Regions from separate parts of the Homo sapiens genome. Here regions 2 and 3 are each linked to region 1. The links are chromatin loops, found by intact Hi-C in ENCODE. Cell type or tissue: dorsolateral prefrontal cortex. All regions are shown on one strand.

Evidence for each region. Peaks named below come from ENCODE experiments on the same cell type or tissue, not always from the same donor. Only the 100,000 strongest peaks of a DNase experiment are listed, where the experiment ranks them.
Region 2: a loop joins it to region 1, with 12 times the contacts of the local background. A loop is called at or near these places in 3 of 110 quality-filtered maps.
Region 3: it touches region 1 in a loop (5-fold over the local background); 6 of 110 quality-filtered maps call a loop at or near these places.

Annotation. Positions count from the first base shown.
Region 1 is chr2:176,633,642-176,641,641 of GRCh38, forward strand. It overlaps LINC01116 (long intergenic non-protein coding RNA 1116), which reads right to left and starts at 3,968. Exons shown (of 5, transcript NR_188023.1): 1 at 3,821-3,968. It overlaps LINC01117 (long intergenic non-protein coding RNA 1117), which reads left to right and starts at 4,113. Exons shown (of 4, transcript NR_110599.1): 1 at 4,113-4,367; 2 at 5,850-5,932. RefSeq lists a silencer at 4,578-4,627 and an enhancer at 4,788-5,302. In dorsolateral prefrontal cortex, CTCF peaks have their summits at 4,696 (motif pointing left) and 4,895; a DNase peak (open chromatin) is centred at 4,680; H3K4me3 peaks cover 1,169 bases; H3K27ac peaks cover 461 bases; H3K27me3 peaks cover 7,753 bases.
Region 2 is chr2:175,247,591-175,255,590 of GRCh38, forward strand. No RefSeq gene overlaps it. Among named protein-coding and RNA genes, the nearest start is that of ATP5MC3, 70 kb to the left of the region's middle. In dorsolateral prefrontal cortex, CTCF peaks have their summits at 4,038 (motif pointing right) and 4,244; no DNase peak of the experiment used is centred here; H3K27me3 peaks cover 3,384 bases.
Region 3 is chr2:175,685,717-175,693,716 of GRCh38, forward strand. The region is part of intron 3 of LOC107985962 (a long non-coding RNA gene); the gene reads right to left. Among named protein-coding and RNA genes, the nearest start is that of LNPK, 310 kb to the right of the region's middle. In dorsolateral prefrontal cortex, CTCF peaks have their summits at 4,604 (motif pointing right) and 4,839; no DNase peak of the experiment used is centred here; H3K27me3 peaks cover 2,746 bases.

The DNA of each region.
Region 1 (8,000 bases):
CCTGACCTCGTGATCCGCCCGCCTCGGCCTCCCAAAGTGCTGGGATTACAGGCGTGAGCCACCGCGCCCGGCCCGGGCTTTTCTTTTAGGCTCTTTGACCTAGAGAAATGAAGCTTGGAACAGGGGATCTGCAGGCACTAACTTGTAGAGGAGAGTCCCAGAGGTGCAGGTATCATGCATTCAGTGAGCTGGGAAACTCTAGCCCGGGAACATGGAGTCACTAAGTCTTTCAATGTAGGAAAGGAGCCCCAACTGTTAAGGCAGCTAGCCAAGCAGGTGACAAACTGTTGCACTTCAAAGACAGGAAATCCCTTCAAACGTTAAATTGTAAGGACACAAAATGACCTACATTCAGGAAAATGGGGAGTCAGTAATTCCACATCAGGCTTGTTCCAGTTTATTGAAGCATGTCTGGTGGATATTAACTGGTCCTAAGGATCCCACTCTAAGTGAATGGCAGCCTTTTCCACCAGAAACCCACATTTTCAACATCTTATTTTTAAAAAGTCATTCGAGTTCACATCAGATTGAAGTTATTATGTAAGGACTCTCTCTGGGACAGTTTTCAACCCTAAAATTAGTCTAGTTTAAAATTACAATTACTCAGAATGTTTAAGAAATCTATGAACATGTTTAAAAAATCTTCTGAACATCAAAACTAAGAGAAGGCATCAGTCTACAGTGCAGTCTTAGAAAACAACTGATGGATTGCTTAAAATTGGAAAGACAGCCTAGAAGTGCCACAATATCAAGGCATAGGACTTCCTAGTAGTTTTACCCAGCTCAGAAGGCAAAGTCTAGATGGATTTCCTGCCAATCCCCAAAACTACCTAGGGCTGTGGATGCAGCAGTTTGAAACATGTGTCAATGCTAAATACTTGTCCAACTGGCTTGAAATAAAGGGAGGGCTGGGGGTGGGGATGGTTGAAGGGGGCAGAGAAATGGCATATGCTTTTCTCAAGGCAGGGCCTCTGTCCCCCAGCACTCGAAGAATTACTGAACAAATGTGTTAAGTGGGAAGGAAATGGATGGGTAAAAGCTAACTTCATCTCAGCACAAAAGAAGTTGTCCTTCCATGCTTACATTTTCAAAATGCAAAAATCCAAAAAGCATCGATATTGGAAAATTCTTGGGAAACTGAAAAGCTTAACCATATTCCATAATTTTATTAATTTAAGACCTTCCAAGCAGGGAGGTCAAACTTAACTCTGCTTCCAGCTTACAAAGCACGTCAACTTATTTTGTATGTATAGCTATAAACTGTTTGCAAGTTTCCTCAGTCAGGTACTCGGGATGAATTATGAATGGAATTAGCCAGCCTGACTTGGAATTTCCTCACTTTTACTGGTCTTTAAACAAGATTTTTATACATTCATATGTAATCGATGGAACCAACACATGAAATGGCCCTTCACATAAAACACTCTCTTTTAAAGTGATTTTGCAGTTAAGGAAACCTAAATATGAACTTCTGATGTGGAAAAGGTAGTTTTTATATGCTATTTAGAAACTGATCTGAAAAACTGATGAGCTGACCACAAGATTTCTGTCAGAAACTGAAATTAGGATTATATTTTAAAATACAATTGTAAATGCTTGCTTTCTTTTATAAAACCAATCTGCTTCTCATATTCCTAGCCTTAGTCACACTGAAAATACATAAATTTGGTATTTGGTTATTGAGTTTTGAAGTTGCAAGGCAGGATAATTTAGATATTCATAAATACAGAGCATAAGAAAATCCTTCCTGAGTGCAAAACTATCTTTAAAATAATCATCCAAAGGAGTGAATGCCACACCTCCTGATTTAATTTTGGCTATTAGCTATTCATTCCTTAATATACATTCTTCCACATAAAACTTGCACTGTCTTAAAACTTGCCTACAAACTGGCATGTCCAAATTGTGTGCATAAAAAATAAGATGAAGATCGATGCCAAGTTTTCAAGAAAGAAATGAATTTGGATTGTTTATTACACCAACAAGACACATGTTCAAATTTATCCCCTGTATATAAAAAGATTAGTATAAAATATTTCTCAATTGTTTATGCAGAAAGTAGTAGGGAACAAATTCCAATAATTTTTATCACATAGCTGATATAGCTAAATATTTGGAACCTTTAAAAGAAAAGTGCTAATTAAAATACATATAAATTTTTCAAAGTTTAAAAAGCAGTTGGAAAAATACTTCTACCACTTAGAACACAATTACCTGCACAGCTTAATAGTCTTATGGATTTCAGTAGTAAAATATGTTTAGAAACATCTTGTCTTTTCCATTCCCTCAAACACACAGTGGGCTGAGAATATAACTCTTCATAATATATTAAAAAGTATCCACCATCTTGAGAAAACTATATATTATGGTAATAATTTTTACATCTGATTATGCCATTTTTAGACTATGGAATATAGTTTCTGAATTCTTTTGGGGGGAGGGAAATGGTGTGGAAAAACTACTTTTAAAACGTGCTTCTATCTTCATTTAAAATGTATAAATTCTCAAGTTTCTTAACAAAAAACTTTGATCCCACTATTTTATATAGACTGCATTTATAGGCTTGGAAATCCTGTTCTCTCTATTAAACTCCTTAGACAGGATTATATTAATCTTACTTAAAAGAAAAAACTACTTACAGCAAACATGGCACTCAAAAGAATTAAAAATAATACTTGCAATATTTTAATATTTATGAAAATCTGTTTTTTGAAAGACAGATGAACTTAGAAATGTGAACACACAAAAAAATACAAGTATAAAGTTTCCTTTCGAAACTTTTCCTTTCAAAGAAATATTTATCCCACATTTCTACATGCAAAACTTTTAGTGTAAACTATTGAGAAAATCCTAAATAGTAAAACATTTGTTTCTGTAAGTCCATAAGCACTTGCTGTACATACTCAGAGGCAGCCCTGGCCCACTGTATCCGCAAATGCATCTGCAGGGGGAATGGTTCCAAGCCAGTCACTGAGTGTCATCTGTCCCTTCTCCAGGGGCAGGGACATTGAGTCACAATGAAATTTTATTATTTATATACATTATTTTAAATTCTGTTTTTCTTAGAGCTCAAAGCTTTGACAGTAAATGTCAAACCACACTGAAGTTGACTTGTTAGCTTTTGTAGCTAGCCTTACTGCTGTCGGCTATTTCAAATTGCAAATGACAATAAACAGGTGGTTTTTTCTTTTAATCACTAAAGAACATCCCTTTTCATATAGCTAATATAACAAAAAAGTCTAAAACATGGGCATATAATTCCCACTGTAAATTAATTATAATTATTTCAGGCTTAAGTATTAATAGTAAGTGAATTCTTTTCAAGAGATCCTTGGCGGTTCCATTTGCCCTTGAACATTAACCCTGCCACCTCAAAACTCAATGCCTTTGCACTTAGTCTAGAAAATTAAAAATACAACTCGTCCTCATCCTAGTAACCTGCGCAAGTCTCTACAAGAGACTGGAGGATCTACGTGGTAACTAACTTTAACTTACCTCTTCTAGGCTTTATTAACGAGTTTATCAAAAAATATTAACTTTCAGGCAAGATGTGGCTAATTCTTAAATGCAGCTTAAAACTTTCGACATCCCCTTGTAAAAATGATGCCACGAAATGTGCCACTGTCCATTTATTTCCCATTTCACTTAACGCATTAATATTGACCCTTCGGACAGCAGCGCTGGCATCATTTTGGAGCTGCAAAGCAAGACGTGGCGCGTTGATGAGCTAAAAAGGACCCGTCTTTCTCTGGGCCCCTTACCAACATCTCTCTCCCTAGAAGACAAATACTTTTCAGATCTCGCACCCCTCTTTACAAACCTGAGCGGGGCTTTCGGGGTAAGGGGAGGCAAGACTTTGGTGGGAGCTGCTCGTCTTCAGCAAAGCGAGGGCCGGCTGCAAAGGCGCAGGCTGGCAGTTCGGGTCATTTCCTGCCGATTCCCCATTCCCCTCGGAGCAGCTTGGAGAGGAAGTCGGACTTCTTTTCCAGGCGGAGCCTCCACGATGGGCGTGGGCGCCTCGTGCGTGGGCCGGGGGCCTCGTGCGTGGGCGGGGATCGGGGCCTGGGAAAAACGGGAACCCGGTACCCGCCCGCGCCCTCGCGCGTCGGCCAGGAACCTCGGCCCCATGCGGGCGGGCCAGCGCGGCCAGGAGGGCCGGGAAGAGGGGTCCCCGGGGCCCCGGATGCGCTGAACTCCGGGGAGGGGATGGGCAGGAGAGAGAGCACACTCCTGGAGCCGCGACGTCCAAACCCGGACGCACTTGAACCCGCAGCGAGGCCCGTGGCTCGCGGCCTTCGGAGAGCACCCGCGCCCCGCGCAGACCGGACGCCGGCCTTGCCCGATCCTCGGCATCCTTCGGCGGGGCGGCCAGTCCCAGGGCGCTCGCTGAGGGCCACACCCTGGCCCCAGAGTTTAGCACCGCCGCGGGCAGGGCGCTCCGCTCCCGGACCCCGAATCTGAAAGCGGAGACCAAGGGCTGCCTGCGGCAAAGCTCGACATACACTTGATTTTCTTCCGATTTGGAGAAAATGTCACGGGCGAGAGCAAAAAAAAAAAAAAAAAAAAAAAAAAAAACCCTAACTGTAAATATTATTTGGAGGTGGGCGAGGGCGCGGCGTGCGCGCGGCGGCGGGTGGCGGGCGGCGCGGGCGCCCTTGCGGGGATTCCCGGTCTCTCAGCGCGCCCTAGTGGACGCCCTGCCTTTCGCTGGCTCCCCGTGCTCGTTACAATCTGCAATATATTATTTCTTCCGAAGTATTGACAATGTGTGAGACTCCAGTAACCCCGGAGCTCTCGTCTGTAATCAGCACATTTATCCACATTTAAGGGGGAAAATCCGAATTAAATCCCCGTGACCCTGATTGGGTTACAGTGTCATTTTCCCTGGATCCTCTTTTAAATCCACTCCACACTGCTTCTCTGTCTATTACATGCTAATTTAATTTTACTGTGGAAGATATTTTCAGGATTTGCTGAGGACAGTAAATTTTGTAGTTTATGTTATTTCACTTTTTATGACTTTTTAACACTTAATAAAATTTTATTAGAGCACTTTTGTGTTTACAAGGCCACAAAACTCTTGGCAGGTTGTCAGAAGTCCTTTTTATTATGATCCTACTGATATACTGCGAGTAATGAAATAATCATGTCCAGAAATGTATCAAAGGCCAGAGGGATTATCCCACTTAATAGCTCCACAGATGCGCCCAGAAGAATGTGGACGCGCGACAGGACGGGCTGAAAGGCTGCAGGAGGAAGCAGGCAGCCCCGGCTCCTGGCTTTACCATTTCGGTTGCTTTCCTAAAAGGCTACATGCAGGGTCATGTGACTTTCCGCGGTCTCAATAAAAAAAAAAAAAAAAAAAAAAAAAAAGAATTTATTCTATTGCAAAATGTGCTTTTCTTTTTATACTCCTTGTGTGGGCATTTAAGACTGTTCTAGTGGCAGTGGGGTTGGCTGTACATATCCATGTCAGTCACCGCGCCCGGCCCCACTTTCTTCTCATTTCTAAGTGTACTTTTGTGGCATTTAAACTGCCGATGGTGACTTTGGTGTTGAGCGGTGTTGTTTCCACAGCCCACACTGAAGGCATTGGGAGGGACCCAGGAGGGCACAAGGTGTTTTAAGGCCCTTTCCCACCTGCCAAACACCTTTTGCTGTTGCTTTTTGGTTTTATTTTGTTTTGCGAAACCGGGGAATAGTGACTTAAGGACTCGGCTTTCTGCCTTGTGCCAGAGAGCCACAGTACACTGCTTTTATTTTTATTTTTTGGTAAGACTTGGCTATAGGAAGGACTGAGAATATAGCTTTCATTTCTTTTAAAAAACATTTCCTTTTCTTTTAAATAGATACGTGATCATTTAACACACGGGTGTTAAGTTCATTCTTGCTGCAAAAGAAGGCCATTGTACCTCCTGACCCTGAAAGCAAGGTGGGTGGCTTTGTTTTATAATTAAATTTTCTGTCTTCAGCTTCATATTTCTCTTTCTCTGTTATTTCCTAAAGAGTGTGTCAAAGTGATAAAAGAGGTGAGGAATGGACTCATAAACAGAGTGATTTTGAAATTACTGTTGGTGTATCCATAGCACGTGTTCTTCTAAACTTTGGCTTTTAAGGATTTCAGCAGGGTTTTTCACAAGCAAGTGTGTGTGTGTGTTTCATGTTCCAACATATCACATTAGGATTTTGTAATCTGTCACTGTTTAAAACAGCCTCTGGGAAGCGCGCCTCTCTCTGGATTGCCTCCATCACACGTGTGTTCTCTCCCATTCAGAAATACATAAGGCTGCTCATGATGCTCTTTGATTTCAACTTCAAGGAAGCAGTTTAGTTTTTTGTATGTCGTTTGCTAACCATGGACAAAATTTAGCACCTGGTCTAATAGTCTTCTGTGTGTCTGTGATGGCCTAGATTCTGAAAAGAGCTTACGAAGGACTGCAGTCCTACCTTAAAAATAATTATGTCCTGAGATCATTTGGGCAGCCATTTATCTCCTTTTCTGGTATTTTCTATTTGCAAATATGAGTCAGTTTTTCTTTCTCTTTTTCAAATTATTTCTCTAACAGTTAAAGAACTAGGAAAGAAAGTGATGTTAGGCCCTGACTAAATATTCTTCCTTCATTCTGCTTACTACTGACGGCTTGTTTTCTTTGCCTTTTACCACATGAGACACAAGATATGAGACGGAGCAGAGAAAAAGGTTCTGATGTTAGCTCTCCAAATTCCAGAGTGTTTTGCATAAGGGAATTTATGCTCAAGTTCAGGAATCAAGAGGAACATATTAATTTTCATTCTGCTATGAAGTGACAGTTCAATTTTATGAGTAATTTGTGTCTGGGACAATTTAAATAATACTTAAAAGCCTGCAGTAGCTTTCAAGTTAAAAATCTATTGTGTTCAATTATGAAGTAAACCTCCCCAAGGCAGATCCATTTAATGCATCAAAGTATGTTTTTAACTCTTATTCAAAACTCCAAGAGATTGGCTTAAATATGGTAACTGATGGCACACAGCTGTGTTAATGGAGGGCTAACTAGTGTCCACACCGACTTCACAGTCCCTTCTCAAGTCTTCAGTGATGAAAGGAAAGAAAAGAGTGAAGCCTCAATCTTTTCATCTAGAGAATCGATCTTCAAAAACAGGAGTAAAGGAGCCACACCAGAAGCATGCAATGGTCTCCTCATAAGAAAACGTGCTGTTACAAAGCAGTAAGGTATTGGTGATACCAGGGCAGACCCTAGAACCACTTTGCTTGTTTCCAATCCAGTTCTGCTGTCTATTACTGTGTGGCCCTGGACAAGTTATATAACCTCTCTGTGATTAGTTTTTTCATCTGTAGAATGAGACTGATGCTAGTCCCCCCCTCCTAGTTTTGTTGAAAAGTTTAAAGAGTTAATTCATATGAAATGCTTAAAACAGACCCTGAGTGCTTCTTAAAACAAACTCCTGGAAGACTGACATATCCATCACCTAGCACAGTGCCTGGCACATAGTAGGTCAATCAATATTTGTTGGATGAATATTGGATGTTATTTCATTGAGTGCCCTAGTTGGTTCAGGTGTGACCCATGAAGCAATGACTGAAGCACTCTCAGCCTCAGGTGTGGACTTGACTACTGAGAGTGGGCAGCACTCCAAGAGAAGTTTTATCCAACTGCAATTTTACTTTTTCTACGGATTTCTATGTTGTCTTCTTGATTAACAATTGGGTTATAAAGCTTTTGAGAAAAGAGCATCCGAAATTTTGAGGGGTCTCTATAGCACTTACCACAGTGCTTTGTACATAAGTAATAGACAATTGGTAAGACAGTATGCCACACATATCAGAGCAGTATGCATTACAGTCTTTTATTCAATAAACGATGGTTACAGGCACTATGCGAAATCTTTTCCATACATTGTTTCATTTTATTCACACTAATTTTCATACAGGTAGTTACAATCCCTATTGTATAGGTAAGGAAAATATGAGGCTCAGAGAAGCCTAGTGACTTTCCCAA
Region 2 (8,000 bases), 1.4 Mb before region 1:
CTTCACCAAAGAGTCCTTCTCCAGCATGACAATGCTCCTGCTAATTCCTCTCATCAAACAAGAGTTTTCAGGGGGAAATCATTAGATATTCATGTTCCAGTCATGATTTGGCTATTTCTGATTACTTTTTGTTTTCTAATCTTAAAAAGTCTCTAAAGGACACTTATTTTCCTTCACTTAATAGTGTAAAGAAAGACTTCATTGATGTGGTTAAATTCTCAGAAATGTCAGTTCTTTAGGTATGGACTAAAATGGCTGATATCATCACTTACAAAAGTGTCTTGACCTTGATGGAGTTTTTTTGAGAAACAAAGTTTATATTTTTAAATTTTATATCTTAATTCCATTTTCTACAAACTTTTTAAAAGTCCCCTTGTGATTAAGAAGGTTGAGAACCCTGTTACAAATGATCACTCTGAGATTCTTTAAATAATTTCTAGAGATTTTCAAGTGTTTTCTTAAATGTTCTCAAAGACATCCACTCAAAATTAGAAGTTTCTCTCATGATACTGTCTTTGTAAAATATTTCCATTTTTGCTGGGTTCAACATTTTGGAAGAGAATCAAAGAAACACAGGAAGTATGAAAGGCACTCTGACTTTATCAAACGAAGATATTTATGGAGAGAAAAATGGGACTTTAATTCAGTATTGAAAGGTCAATCAGCAGGATGTGTTTTATTTGGCTTTCTGTTTAAACCATGATTTATATCTTTGGGAGGATATAAAGTGCGTATCCCCTGAGTATCCATTTCTTGCTCTTGTTTGACTCTACTTTAACACCGAAAGGAGAATGCTTCCTTTACTCCCACCCTTGCTGAATGCTGCTCAAGAAGAGTGGGGAACACGGCTTTCTTGTGCCTCTGTACAAGTAGAGCAGAAGAACCTGCCATGGAGATCCTGTAGAGGTGGCCCTCTGTGGATAAGTGAATACAGGTTACATTGGCTGCCAACTCTGGCTTCTCTCTTTCTCTGCTGAGCCCCATCTGGGCCTCTGAAGCTAGATTTGCATTCAGGCAAGGAGGAAGAGACGTGTTCTCCCCTTCCTAGTGTAAACCTCGGTGGTCTCTCTCTGGATCTGTGACAGCCTGGTCTGAGCCAAGTGGTTGAGTAAATATTCCTTAGTGGAGTTAGTAGGCAATATGGACTCTTCAGTTTATTCAGCATTAAAGATTATAAGGCATACATTTTAATCTTGCTTTCTGATATTGTGACTAGACAAGAGTAGATTTTTATGTGTGTTTTACAATTTTACAATTCTCCCTTTCTCTGGACCTGAGTGGTAATTTGATTTGCATCTGGTATACATAAAATGCTGTTCTTAATGCCAGTATGCTCACTTCTAAGAATACCTTTCTTCCAGTTAACCAAGCTTGTTGGAATGTATATAAAAATAAGAGTAAATAGACTATAAATGAGGTACCAAGGAACTTTCTCACAAATACAGTGGTTGAGCTTTGACCCGATTTATTCTTATTTTTTAGATGCCTTTTTAGTTTTCTTCTGGTTCCTTGGTTGTTGCAGTCTGTAGAATGAAGTAATCAGATATGTGAGACATAGTTAAATAAAATATTACTGTGCTTTTGAAAACATAGTTAAGTCTATTTTCTCAATTGTTGACAAAATCAAGAAAATAACACAGTTTATTAATGTGAAGTCTAAAGGTCAGGTGGCCCAGATTCCATTCCAATTAAGAGTTATTGGAATAGAATTTGTGGAGTTGAACATGACAATTTCATCCACCTGTATTACCCAACATTGAAATGCAGTTGAAATTGAGTAGATCTCATGGAAGGTTTTATAGAGGCAAAATGTTTGCCAAAGCTTCTATTCAGAAAAATAATTTTTTGTCATTGAATGGGTTTTATAGTTGTAAAAACATAATAATTTCATATTTCTGATCTTTATTCTTTAAGATGTAGGTAGCACATATTCTATAATAAAATAAATTGACTTTTTAACTATGGAAACAGTAATTTCATATATATATTAAAATATAGGTAGTATCTTTTCCATAATAAAATAAATTGATGCATTTCTACATTTTTATTCAATGTTAAAAACAAATATAAATCTTTAGAACTAATTTCTGTACCAAAACATTTTTTAATGAAAAGTTGTCAATTGTAATAGTTAACAAAGACAAAATTGCAGGTGTCTTTATGTTCTAGCATATAAGCTTAGGTTGAACATTCTTACTGTCATGTCACTGCTCTTCCCTGTAACCTTGATAGATCGCCCCTATAAATATCTCTTGGGGTGAAAAGTAATTTAATCTGCGGATCTGTATATTACCTCCTCATGAACATCCTATCAATTGTGCCAGAGTGCTTTCATGATATGCACTGAACTGAAACCATCAAACTGATTTCACTGAGGATTGTTAGTTAGACCAGAATCTTTGGTCTCAACTCTGTCATTAAATTTTGCTAAAAGGTTGTGCACTTATGCATGGAAAAAAGCTAAGTTTGTGATTTGGTTTCAAAAGATTATCTGCTTATGGTCTGGGTGACTCTTGGGAACTGTATTATTCATTTGTTTTTATCTTGAGGCTGACCTAATTAGAACCCAGGTTATAGTTCTATACAATAACAGAACTCTCATCACTTCCTGAATGATCTTGAAACTTGGAGTTTTGAGAAAATAGCCCATCTTTTAAGCACCAACCTACTGGATAATGATAGAGTGGTCCCTTTTGGATCAAAAAAGTCTCTGAAGAGGACAATGCCTACATTTGCACAATTTTAGCTGAATACTAGATGGAGGTCTCTCAAGATCCTGACTAGAACTCTACCTGGCCAGTTCCCTCATGCCTTCTCTCATTCATTGACAGAACCCTTTGTTGAAATTTGTCTACAGCTCTCAGAAGATTTTGATTCATTGGGAGCTGGTCAGAATAGGGTATTGTGAAGTATAAATATGAAGAAGCCATCCAAGACAACATCATTAATAAAAAACTAGATTATTTAAATAATTTTCTTGATGCCTTTTTATTAAATAGTTCTCAAGAGACAGAGGCTTTTGAGCCTTGCTGGAAGAAACACTCTTTTCCACTAACTAGTGTATAACTTGGGGACAGTCACTTAAAATCTCTGACCTCTGTTTCTGTATTTGTCGAATTAGGTTGATAGTCTCTGCTCTATTTCTAGGGTTGTTAGGATACAATATGATAATAAATACGAAAGTATGCTTCAAAGTTAAAAGAGCACTCATATATATGAGTACTCTGTCTCAGAGATTCCACTTTGAATATTTTTTCCAATTTTTTTCTTTTCTTTCTTTCTTTTTTTTTTTTTTTTGAGGTGGAGTCTTGCTTTGTTGCCCAGGCTGGAATGCAGTGGCACTGCAGCCTCCACCTCCCAGTTTCAAGCGATTCTCCTGCCTCAGCCTCCTGAGTAGCTGGGATTACAGGTGCCCACCACCACGCCCAGCTAATTTTTGTGTTTTTAGTAGAGACGGGGTTTTGCTACATTGGTCAGGCTGGCCTCGAACTCCTGACCTCAAGTGATCCACCCACCTTGGCCTCCCAAATCCTGCTAGGATTACAGTCGTGAGCCACCTCGCCCAGCCCCAATTTTTCATGTAATATATATATTACATTGAGATGGGAATTATGTCTCAGAAAGTAATTTTTATCAGATGGTATGTGGGGTATTTGTTGTATAGGAATTATAGGGGAGAATGAAGTAGTTTGGGTAGCTACTAAATCTTCACTATGTCTCTATTAAGTGTTCCATTTTTATTTATGTAAGCTGTTGGTAATAATTTGTATAAGTGATGTTATAAATTACTGTGTATAACTCTGGCAAATATTTATTTTAAATACAAAATAGCTCAATTTTCCATGATGAAAAGACTAATTAATTCAACCACAAAATATCACTTAATCTTTAAGGGGAAAACTGGCTAGCTGTAAACCAAAACATTGGTTTTATTGCATAAGTGTCCAACAATAAATTTAGATCTAATATAAATGGCAAAATTGTGGTAATAATTGTATTGCCCTCATTCTTAAGCTCTCTGTAAATTTGTCATCTTTCACTACCAGCAGAGGGAGCCCTGAGAATTAAATCGTGCCAAAATGGCTTTGCTAATTCTTATGCGTTTACACATTTAGCTCATAATAAAGAAATAAAACCCCATCACAGATTAATGGAAAGTCATCATGCTTGGATTAGGCTGTAGATAATTTCATTCCAGCCTACCGATTATAATCAGCTTCAATAGAGGAGGAGTAGCCTGCCTCCACTCTGCCATTAAAGCCTCAGCTGCAAACTTCCACAGCCAACGAAGTTCAGTAATATAACAACGCACAATCTACCTCATAGAACATCAGAAAGAATACACTCCTCAAACCATAATTTTATCAAATAAACTATAACAGTATTATGAATTGTCTATTAAGCCACATGAGAATTGGAAAACATACACATTGTGTAATCAGTTTTTCCTAATTTAAACATAATTGTCCATATTTTATAATGTATTTTAATAGACAAATAAACTAAAATAATATGAATTAAAAATAAATCATGAAGTTCCAGCATTTATGACTCAACGTAAAGCTTCTTTATAGTATCTTATCAAAAAATGGGTTTTCCAAACCTCAAGGAAAGAGCCTGTTTACAGAGAGCATATTTTCATTGCTTTATTTCCTTTAAGTAGATACCACAGTGCAATACAATGCATATTTTATGCACCTGTGACTAAAAAGGCCTATTGAAAATGGAGACTGCAATAAGTGCACTTTGATATTGCATAGCAACTCTCATTTTAACAACGATGCAGTTTTTATATATATATATACTTCAAGTTCTAGGGTACCTGCACACAACGTGAAGGTTTCATACATAGATATACACGTGCCATGTTGGTTTGCTGCACCCATCAACTCATCATTTACATTAGGTATTTCTCCTAATGCTATCCCTCCCCCAGCCCCCCACCCCCTGACAGGCCCTGGTGTATGATGTTCCCTGCCCTGTGTCCAAGTGATCTCATTGTTCAATTCCCACCTATGAGTGAGAACAAATGATGCAGTATTTTAATATTGGCATAACTGCTAATCTAATATCAAAAACACCTTTCTCTTGGCATCAAGAAATTTACAAGTACATGTCTTTGCCTTCTAAGAGCTTACATAGTATAGTTAGAAATCCAACAATGATTGATTCTCTCCTTCATGATAAGAATTTACTTCCACAAACATTTATTGCGTACTTATTAGGAGCAAGGTATTGTGCTAAGTGCAGAGGAACAAATGTGAATGACAGCATACCTTCTCATAATCAATAGACTAAGGCTGGTAAGTCAGTGACTACGAGGCAAGGTAGTACAGATATAATGAAGGCAACCACTCTGCTGGGCTTTACGATTATTGAAGGCAGGTAACATGTCTGATCTTTGTAACTCCAGAACACTCTGACACCTAGCACAGTGTTTTGCATATAGTTAGTGTGCAATAAGTATATACTGAATTAATTAACAACATGTGAGATACATTAGTAAAACATCTTCTTGGTAATTAAGTGACTTTCATGTTTCCTACTGCTTCCTCTTCCCATCACTCCAGTTCTCTTTTCCCTAGTTCTCACAACTTGTGGGATAGCCGTGCTTTCCTTTTCTACAACATAGCAGCTGAGCAACGTAATAATTGATGCTTGATGATTTTCTATTCCCTGGATAGAACAGCTATTCTCTATGCTGTTAAGGCTTGAAATTCATGAGATGGATGTAATAAAACAACAAAAAGTACACAACAAAATAGTAGTGACAGGCATTCTGCTAGGCACCATACATTCATTATCTAATTTGATTCTTAAAATAACTCTCGTTATTTCTATTTTCAGTACAGAGATCTTGCACAGAAAAGTAGCTTGCTTCAGGTCACAGGGCTGGTAAGTAGTAGAGCTCAAATTTGAATCCAGAACTCTTTGACATCCGACTTCCTGTTCTGAATGACTGCACTATATGGTCTCTTTATTTAGGTTGCTTAGGGGCAATTTGAATTAGTAATGGAAACATTTTCCTGGAAGAGATGGTCTACTTCATCTGAAAATACTATGAATAAAAAATTTTAATGCATAAGATACACTTAAGGTTTTAGAATTATTTTATGAATACAGAAAAATAGTTTACAGAAGTACAAAAGAATCAACAACAGATAATGCTTTTTAGCAACGTATTTCTTTTAAAAATAAGAAACTAAGAAGTTTGATTTCTTTAATAACCAGAACACCTTAAAATGTATTTTCAGATGCTCAGCAGACCCCAAAAGACTCCCCCAGTCCTGGACTGCAGTGCAGTCTGCTGTGGAATGCTTAGCAGCTTTGTTTTCCCGACTAGACTCATTAGCAGCGCCAGGTGGTAATAACTATCCAACTGATTTGTAGTAGTAAAAAAATCTGCCTGAGGTCACCATGGACTCTTTCCCCCATTCTTTGCTTCATCTCTGACCTGATACGCTTTTGCAAAATAATTATGCATGGCAGGAAGTTGCCATACAACAGAGAAGGATTGTTGTGTCCTGGGATTATATGGGATCTCAGATCAAATAGGTTTTGTTGTGTGAAGAATAAATTGGAAAACATGGTTTTCCCAAGCATAGCACAGTAAAATTTATTTCTTGCCTTTTCTTCTTTCCTGTTTATTTCACCATTAAAGACCCAGTAAAGAAAATTATTCACCAATTTGGGGAATGTTATCATTAGTGTTTAGCATCAGCACAATTATGTAGATTCAAGAAACAAAAATAGCTCCAGGGTCTGTCCAAGTTAACTCAAATAAAAGAGTGGATATTTTAAAATTGACTTTTTTTTTTGACACGTTATACATTGTTGTTCATCAGGTAAAAATATAAAGTAGTGCACGAAAGCAATAAGCACTTAACCATTCTTTATCTAGGAGGAATCTTCAGTTAGCTAAATTTTGTTCATGCTTTTTTTTTCATTAAATAGAGAAACATAAGGGTAAATAATTGTGAGGCTATGTTTTAAAAAGTAACTTTCCACTATCTTCCAAAGAAAATATAGTCAAACTCCTAAATCTGCATTCTCCAGTATAGTAGCCATCAGCCACATGTGGCTATAAAGCATCTGAAATGTGATTAGTTCAAATTGAGATATGCTTATGTGTAAAATACATAGTAGATTTCAGAAATGGAATGTGAATAAAATAGAATATAAAATAGTTCATTAAAAAGTATTATATTGGCTGGGCATGGTGGCTCACTCCTCTAATCCCAGCACTTTGGGAGGCCAAGGCCGGTGGATTACCTGAGGTCAGGAATTCAAGACCAGCCTGGCCAACATGGTGAAACCCCATATCTACTAAAAATACAAAAATTAGCTGGACGTGGTAGCACACGCCTGTAATCCCAGCCACTTGGGAGGCTGAGGCAGGAGAATCGCTTGAACCGGGAGGCAGAGGTTGCAGTGAGCCAAGATCGCGCCACTGCACTCTAGCCTGGGCAACAAAAGCGAATATCTGTCTCAAAACAAACAAACAAAGTATTATATTAATTGCAGGTTGTAAAGATAACATTTTGGATACGTTGGGTTCAATAAGACATATTATTAAAATTAATTTACCTGTTTCTTGTTACTTTTAAAAACGAGGCTATTAGAAAATTTCAAATTACATGTATGACTCATATTTTGTTTCCCTTGTACAGCAATATCCTAGGGTTTTACTTTGTGACATCATTGCTTCTCGAGAACCAACTGACCACGAACAGCAACAAGGTCTTCAATCAGAATTAAAACTCAATTCAAAACACTTTCGAAGAGCATTTGGAGATACATATTAAGAGACTGCAGTGTCTAAACTTTTAGAAGTAAAAATGCCATTTCTAGTCCTATGTCCTACAAATTCCATTTCTAGGTATATACCCAAGAAAAATGAAAATGTATGTCCACATAGAAACTTCTGCAAAAATGTTTCTACTAGCATTATTCATAATAGTAATGTGTGGAAACAACCCAAATGTCCATCAACAGACAAA
Region 3 (8,000 bases), 950 kb before region 1:
AACCACTGTCCCATAAGCTCCTTTCTTAGAGCAGAGATGGAGTATGTCCTGGACATCTTTTCTACTTCCCTCAGTAGCTAGCCAAGTGCTGGACTCTCTTTAAATGATTGAAGCATCCCCTTGATGAGACCAATGTCTCTTGACTTCCACCATGTCCCACCTAGCACAGCACCAAGCCTGGGAGGTGGCTGGCAGAGCTTCATAATGGCATTGCAAGTAGGCAAGCAAATAACTCAGGAGTGTGGTGAACTAATGCCTGCATTAGGATGGTAGAAAAGCGCCTGGCCTAATGGTGTTATCTTTCTTTTGAAATTCTATTATCAGACGGGTCAGGCAATGGCAATGCTGCAGGAAAGCATGAGCCCTGGGTAGTTTTGGGTCGTTAAAAATTAAACCTGTAAACGGGTTGATCTCCTCTGGAGGAGGGCCTGGCGCAGCCCTGGAGGCTCTGGGCTGAATCCTCACCACTGCTCCATCTCCTCCCTTTCTGCCTTGCCTGGCCTGCTCTGGCCACCTTGACGCCTCACAGCAGCACCAGGTCTGGAAAGCACCGGAACCCGTATGTGTTGAATTAATATAAAATAAACTTTATAAAGCATAGTGCTTTAGAGAGGTAGTGTTAGCAAAGACATGTCAAAATGTTCACTTGGGGTTGAACAGCAGGACAAAATAAGATATGTTACCAGCTCGAATGCTTTTATATATATAAAAAGATCTATGGAGTCCTTTTAAGTTACAAATGATGACTTAAGCTATTTAACAAAAAGGTTGGTTTTAAACAACAAAACAAAACAGAGGAGGTACAATTGATGATTTTTGTTTTAACAAGCTGAATTCCTCCTGGCTTCTCCTGGCTTAAGTCGTGGTTTGTGTTACCAACCAAAAAAATTATAAGCAGCTAGTGCAATCGTGGTTTCGATAAAACTCTCTGAAGTAATGATGATCCCACCTTATTTAGACAAGTCAGGGGTCAATATGGCCTTATTTGCTTCTGTTTTTCATTAGTGGCACTCTCTCTGTGTAGCATCACACTTCCTACCAGCTCCTTGAATACACAGAGGATTCATGCTTCAGTTCTGCATGTATTAAGAATGCAGCCATAGCAACTACTAGCATTAATGAACTATTTGCTTATGCAGTAATAATTAACTTCCATTACATTACTTTGTGTGATTACTTTCTTAATTGCCTGAATTATGCATCCATTTAATATTTAATAACCATTCTCAGAAATCAGACACTGGTAAAAAACAAATTGCTCACAGTTTCCTTGCAATAATTAAGCTCACAAGAATAAATGAAACCTTTTAAAAACAAATGCCTTGTGATTATATCCTTGCATGTAGAACAAGATCCTAAATTAGTTATTTATTAAATCTAAATTTTAGTCCAAATAGTGCATTTTTCATTTTCACCTCGGGAAATCAACCTGCACAGTACCTGATTTCAACAACAGAATTAAGTGCCTTCTATTTTCTTTGGGAGTCACAAACTGCGTTAATATTTATTACCATGCAAAATTCAAAAGTACTTAAAATATTGTGTGTTTATATTTATTTCAACTTGGCATCTCTTTTACACAAGGTAAGTAAGATGTTTAGGTGGAGATTAAAGTGTTATGAAACGAGATCAATAGCTCTCCATTAAGATGGGCTATTGTGAGCCTCCCCATTATTCTGCTTCCTAACCACCCCGCCCCTGACACACACATACTCACACACAAACCCAAGCCCAACCATTCACCTCAGTGAAAACACACATATGCAATCTGTTTTTAACCAAGCAGAAGGAGACTCATGGCAATTTATCCTCATACATTTTCACTCACAACCAGGCAGTTTGATCTTGCCTTTCCAACTCGCCAGCTAGAGCTCTTAGAACCCCCGTGCCCTTCTGCTGGCACCCAAGCAAAGCCACATGCTGATTTGCAAAGTGATAATGCTATTATCCTATTGTACATCAGCTTCAGTTCCCTCCGGCTTGCAAAGTCATCACTGTTTTAACAAATAAAACGTGCAACTGCTTTATCGCGGGTTTTCTTGGTGAATAGATTCTATTGAATCTGGACAAGACAGCTTTCTTTTTTTTTCTTCCTGGGACTGCATCTGCAAAATTGTTCTGCCATTCCACATTGATTATGGCAGCTATGTACAGACGTGTTTATCTGAACCATAACCATGTTAGGCTTAAGCTACAGGGACACTGGGATATTATTTACCCACTGTTACCCTGTGCATACATAATATACACAAAATAATGTGTGTCGCATGAAAAGAGGGAGGGAAAGTTTAAAGCATTTTGTACCAAATGGGCTCATCCAGAAAAATAAGTGCAGCCTAAGAAATTACATATGGAGTGCCAAGTGAGTAACTGAGATGAACCATTTTCCTACCAGCGAGGAGAATCTTTTTCCAAGGCATGGAAATAGCCATGGGGAAGGGGTAGCACTGGGGACGGGGTTGATTTGTGGAGAAAAACTGGAGTTTAGGGTGTTGCAAGTCAACAATGGCTGTTATTCTGAGTTTCTAAACTGAGCTAAATTGATGCCAATCTTGCTGACTGTTGTTACAGTGGGCAGAGTCATTAGGATTTGCTTTTTAAATGATCTCTCAGCCTGTAAGGCTGAGAGCTGCTAGCAAGGCAAGGTTAGAGAGAAAATGATAGCAGTATGTTGATGCTTCACAGACCTCATGATAGTTTCCGTCTGTCATTATTTACGTCTGACTAGATGCGTCATGTCAGCTACCTAGAAGGCACTTTAATATGAAGCTCTTGTTTGCCTCCACTCTTGCGCAGCCAGACTGGGATACTATTATTTTTGCATCACTACACTTAGGTGAAGCTTGCTTCAATCTTTCAGTAATGACACACAAAAGAAGTAAAAATGGTTGTGTCCAAGTTATTATACATGCTTGTATTCTAACAGGCCTCGTCAGCATTGCTCAGAAAAAGAAAAAAGTGAATTTAAATCAATAAACAGACATTTATTAAAAGGTCAGCTTAATTCTATTTGTTCCAGCTCCTTTGCCAACATTTTAGGTAAAACTATTTTTCTTTGGCTTTGGATTAGTGTCATTGTTATTGGATGGAATCACTTAGGGGGAAGCTATAGAATGAATATTTGATCAAATTTGCTCATGTTGCTTAATATCATCTTATATCATTTTTATAAATTTTATCAGCATCACTGTAAATAAATCCACATGAAAAGCTTTCATTTTGTATCTATATTATTGGCATCACTAAGGACACATTTTTAAACAATGTGCATTTATCTGAAAACTATATATAGAGAGAGAAAGGCCTAATAACAGTGATTCTGAAATCCAAGATGGCTATTTTATACATCAGAAAAAAAATACTATTATGGCAAAAAATGAACGAGGATATTGATGTTTTCTTTCATCAAGATTGTCTTAACAAATGAAGCTACCACTATTCTATAACTGTCCCTAGCAGAGAAAAGAAATGTTAATTGAAGATATTCTAGAATGTTGAAATTTATTGACACCATTTCATACTGAAAACTGCAACATAGTTTTAGCAGGAGGCACATTTTAACAATGCCAAAATATTCTAGGTGACTTTTTCTTTGTGCTTTAAAAAATATAATAAATATAAGCAGATTTTAGTATGAATGAAACAATCTACAAATATATTTGTAAATACAAAAGCATATAAAGATATACAATACATCAGTAATAACACATAAACAGTTTGCAATTTTTTATATGCATAATTTAGTACAAAGGCTTGAAAAGGTACAATTTTAAAAATAAAATAACTCACATAGACTCATGTAGACATTTTTTAAAATGTGCCTTAGGAATGACATGTTTATAAAGTTTCCACCAAGATTCTATATTTAAACAGTAAATAGCATTGTCACATCCGGAAAATGAGTTATTACTCTGAATTAAGAAATTTAGATAATAGAGAGAAAAAAATGCACAACCATTCTGCCTTCTGAACTTTAAGCATTTAACAGAATATCATGACTGCTGCAGTGTTAACTGAACAGATTTCTATCAAAAGTCTGGGGCATTCTGAATTAGCTGGAGATGGCTAGTACTTGATCTCCTTATTTTGACAGAATAAGTGCTTATATTCTTGAAGTCTTCACAAGCCATGTAAGCATAAAAGTGTGATGATGGAGATCTCTTTTCCGTTTTAAAGATCAGATGCCAGCTTCATGAGATGATATTTTCAGGTTGATGCATTTGTGTTTGTGGCATATTTTTATAAATTTCAAGTATAATGCTTTGTCAGGACTAAATGAAATGCCCTGTGCATACATATATATACATGCATATATATACACATGTATATATGTGTGTATATATATATGTGTGTGTATATATATATTAGAATGCCTTATAATTTGCATTTTTAACCACTGGGCTCTCATAAACTACTATGACAAATACAGTAATTTGAAATGGAATCAATCACATTCTCTCAATCCCTTAAAATGTTTAAATAGTTACATTACAGCACATATGTTAAAATACTTTTTTACAAAATGGTTTGCCCAAGGCATTTTTCTTACCTCTTGCCCAAGCTACATGTGAGTTATGGCAAAAAATGAACAGTAGGTGGCAGTCAAACCACTAAACTGCCTCAAAGCTTCATTAACCTTAGACTCTTGTTAAGAGTAATAGGAAAGTAGTGTATTTTTCCATTTTAAAGAATTCATTTTATAATTAATCTTGAAATACATTTCTAAGGTCCCAAGCTGCTGAAATAGTGAGCTGATTGCATCCTTAAGCGAATGAGCTCAGATAAAAGTGATTTAATTCAAGAACCATTTCTGCTTTGTCTCTGTGACTTTTTTCCCCTTCATTTCTCTGTTATTACTGTTTTAATGTGGGTCTTTATGCAGTTGTAGTTGTGGACATGATCAGCACATTCTTGGGCTGAAGCCCAGGGCTGTGTAAGCCGTGCCTGCATATCTTCATGCACGTTTTAAATAACCTGCAAGAGCTATTTCCTCCCCTGATCTTACAGACCACACGAATATAGTCCCTTTCTGTGCATCAGAAGATAAACTAGTTTATAGGAAGAAAATCCTAGAGAAGTAACTGAAACACAGAAAGAACATCCTCAAAAGCAGAGGATTGTGAACAACTAAATTTTCAGACAATGGAAGTAAAAATTATTAGTGTGAAGTACCTTTGGAGGCCATGTTATCTACATTACAGGAAGGGCTTCATCTGTTGTGCTCACCATGGTCCTCACGGTTGAGAACAGCATGCCAGGCACACAGTAAATGTTCATTAAATATTTTCTGGACGAATCAATGAGTGGCCAAAATCCAAGTCCCACTCATTTCTCAGATAGTCTATCCTGAAACTTTTTGCTACTGTCTCAGCTCTTCACAATGATAAAGCTACATTCTCACTCTCCACTGCTGTCCTTTCTCCAAATGTTACTGTTAATCACTATCATTGGGAACTGACATGGCACCACTAACACAACACAGCAGGACACAATTCTAGTCTGGTCGATTTGGAATGTAGATGATGCCTTTCCATTGTGTTACTGGCCACAATTGTTTCTAAAAATCTAAGTTCATGCTACAGAAAGAGCAAACTATTTAAGTAGTATTGGCCTAAAAGCTAAGTCAACTTGATCAACATATTTACCTGCCCATGCTGTAGTTTCCTCATCTGAAATCAGAAAAAAACAGAGCCTACTTTATAGAGTTATATGTGTTTCAATATTGTTATTATTATTATTATTATTATTTTCAAAGGCTTTTTCTGCATCTATTGAGATAATCATGTGGTTTTTGTCTTTGGCTCTGTTTATATGCTGGATTACATTTATTGATTTGCGTATATTGAACCAGCCTTGCATCCCAGGGATGAAGCCCACTTGATCATGGTGGATAAGCTTTTTGATGTGCTGCTGGATTCGTTTTGCCAGTATTTTATTGAGGATTTTTGCATCAATGTTCATCAAGGATATTGGTCGAAAATTCTCTTTTTTGGTTGTGTCTCTGCCCGGCTTTGGTATCAGGATGATGCTGGCTTCATAAAATGAGTTAGGGAGGATTCCCTCTTTTTCTATTAATTGGAATAGTTTCAGAAGGAATGGTACCAGTTCCTCCTTGTACCTCTGGTAGAATTCGGCTGTGAATCCATCTGGTCCTGGACTCTTTTTGGTTGGTAAGCTATTGATTATTGCCACAATTTCAGATCCTGTTATTGGTCTATTCAGAGATTCAACTTCTTCCTGGTTTAGTCTTGGGAGAGTGTATGTGTCGAGGAATTTATCCATTTCTTCTAGGTTTTCTAGTTTATTTGCGTAGAGGTGTTTGTAGTATTCTCTGATGGTAGTTTGTATTTCTGTGGGATCGGTGGTGATATCCCCTTTATCATTTTTTATTGTGTCTATTTGATTCTTCTCTCTTTTTTTCTTTATTAGTCTTGCTAGTGGTCTATCAATTTTGTTGATCCTTTCAAAAAACCAGCTCCTGGATTCATTAATTTTTTGAAGGGTTTTTTGTGTCTCTGTTTCCTTCAGTTCTGCTCTGATTTTAGTTATTTCTTGCCTTCTGCTAGCTTTTGAATGTGTTTGCTCTTGCTTTTCTAGTTCTTTTAATTGTGATGTTAGGGTGTCAATTTTGGATCTTTCCTGCTTTCTCTTGTGGGCATTTAGTGCTATAAATTTCCCTCTACACACTGCTTTGAATGCGTCCCAGAGATTCTGGTATGTTGTGTCTTTGTTCTCATTGGTTTCAAAGAACATCTTTATTTCTGCCTTCATTTCGTTATGTACCCAGTAGTCATTCAGGAGCAGGATGTTCAGTTTCCATGTAGTTGAGCGGTTTTGAGTGAGATTCTTAATCCTGAGTTCTAGTTTGATTGCACTGTGGTCTGAGAGATAGTTTGTTATAATCTCTGTTCTTTTACATTTGCTGAGGAGAGCTTTACTTCCAAGTATGTGGTCAATTTTGGAATAGGTGTGGTGCGGTGCTGAAAAAAATGTATATTCTGTTGATCTGGGGTGGAGAGTTCTGTAGATGTCTATTAGGTCTGCTTGGTGCAGAGCTGAGTTCAATTCCTGGGTATCCTTGTTGACTTTCTGTCTCGTTGATCTGTCTAATGTTGACAGTGGGGTGTTAAAGTCTCCCATTATTAATGTGTGGGAGTCTAAGTCTCTTTGTAGGTCACTCAGGACTTGCTTTATGAATCTGGGTGCTCCTGTATTGGGTGCATATATATTTAGGATAGTTAGCTCTTCTTGTTGAATTGATCCCTTTACCATTATGTAATGGCCTTCTTTGTCTCTTTTGATCTTTGTTGGTTTAAAGTCTGTTTTATCAGAGACTAGGATGGCAACCCCTGCCTTTTTTTGTTTTCCATTTGCTTGGTAGATCTTCCTCCATCCTTTTATTTTGAGCCTATGTGTGTCTCTGCACGTGAGATGGGTTTCCTGAATACAGCACACTGATGGGTCTTGACTCTTTATCCAATTTGCCAGTCTGTGTCTTTTAATTGGAGCGTTTAGTCCATTTACATTTAAAGTTAATATTGTTATGTGTGAATTTGATCCTGTCATTATGATGTTAGCTGGTGATTTTGCTCGTTAGTTGATGCAGTTTCTTCCTAGTCTCGATGGTCTTTACATTTTGGCTTGATTTTGCAGCGGCTGGTACCGGTTGTTCCTTTCCATGTTTAGCGCTTCCTTCAGGAGCTCTTTTAGGGCAGGCCTGGTGGTGACAAAATCTCTCAGCATTTGCTTGTCTGTAAAGGATTTTATTTCTCCTTCACTTATGAAGCTTAGTTTGTCTGGATATGAAATTCTGGGTTGAAAATTCTTTTCTTTAAGAATGTTGAATATTGGCCCCCACTCTCTTCTGGCTTGTAGGGTTTCTGCCGAGAGATCCACTGTTAGTCTGATGGGCTTCCCTTTGAGGGTAATCCGACCTTTCTCTCTGGCTGCCCTTAACATTTTTTCCTTCATTTCAACTTTGGTGAATCTGATAATTATGT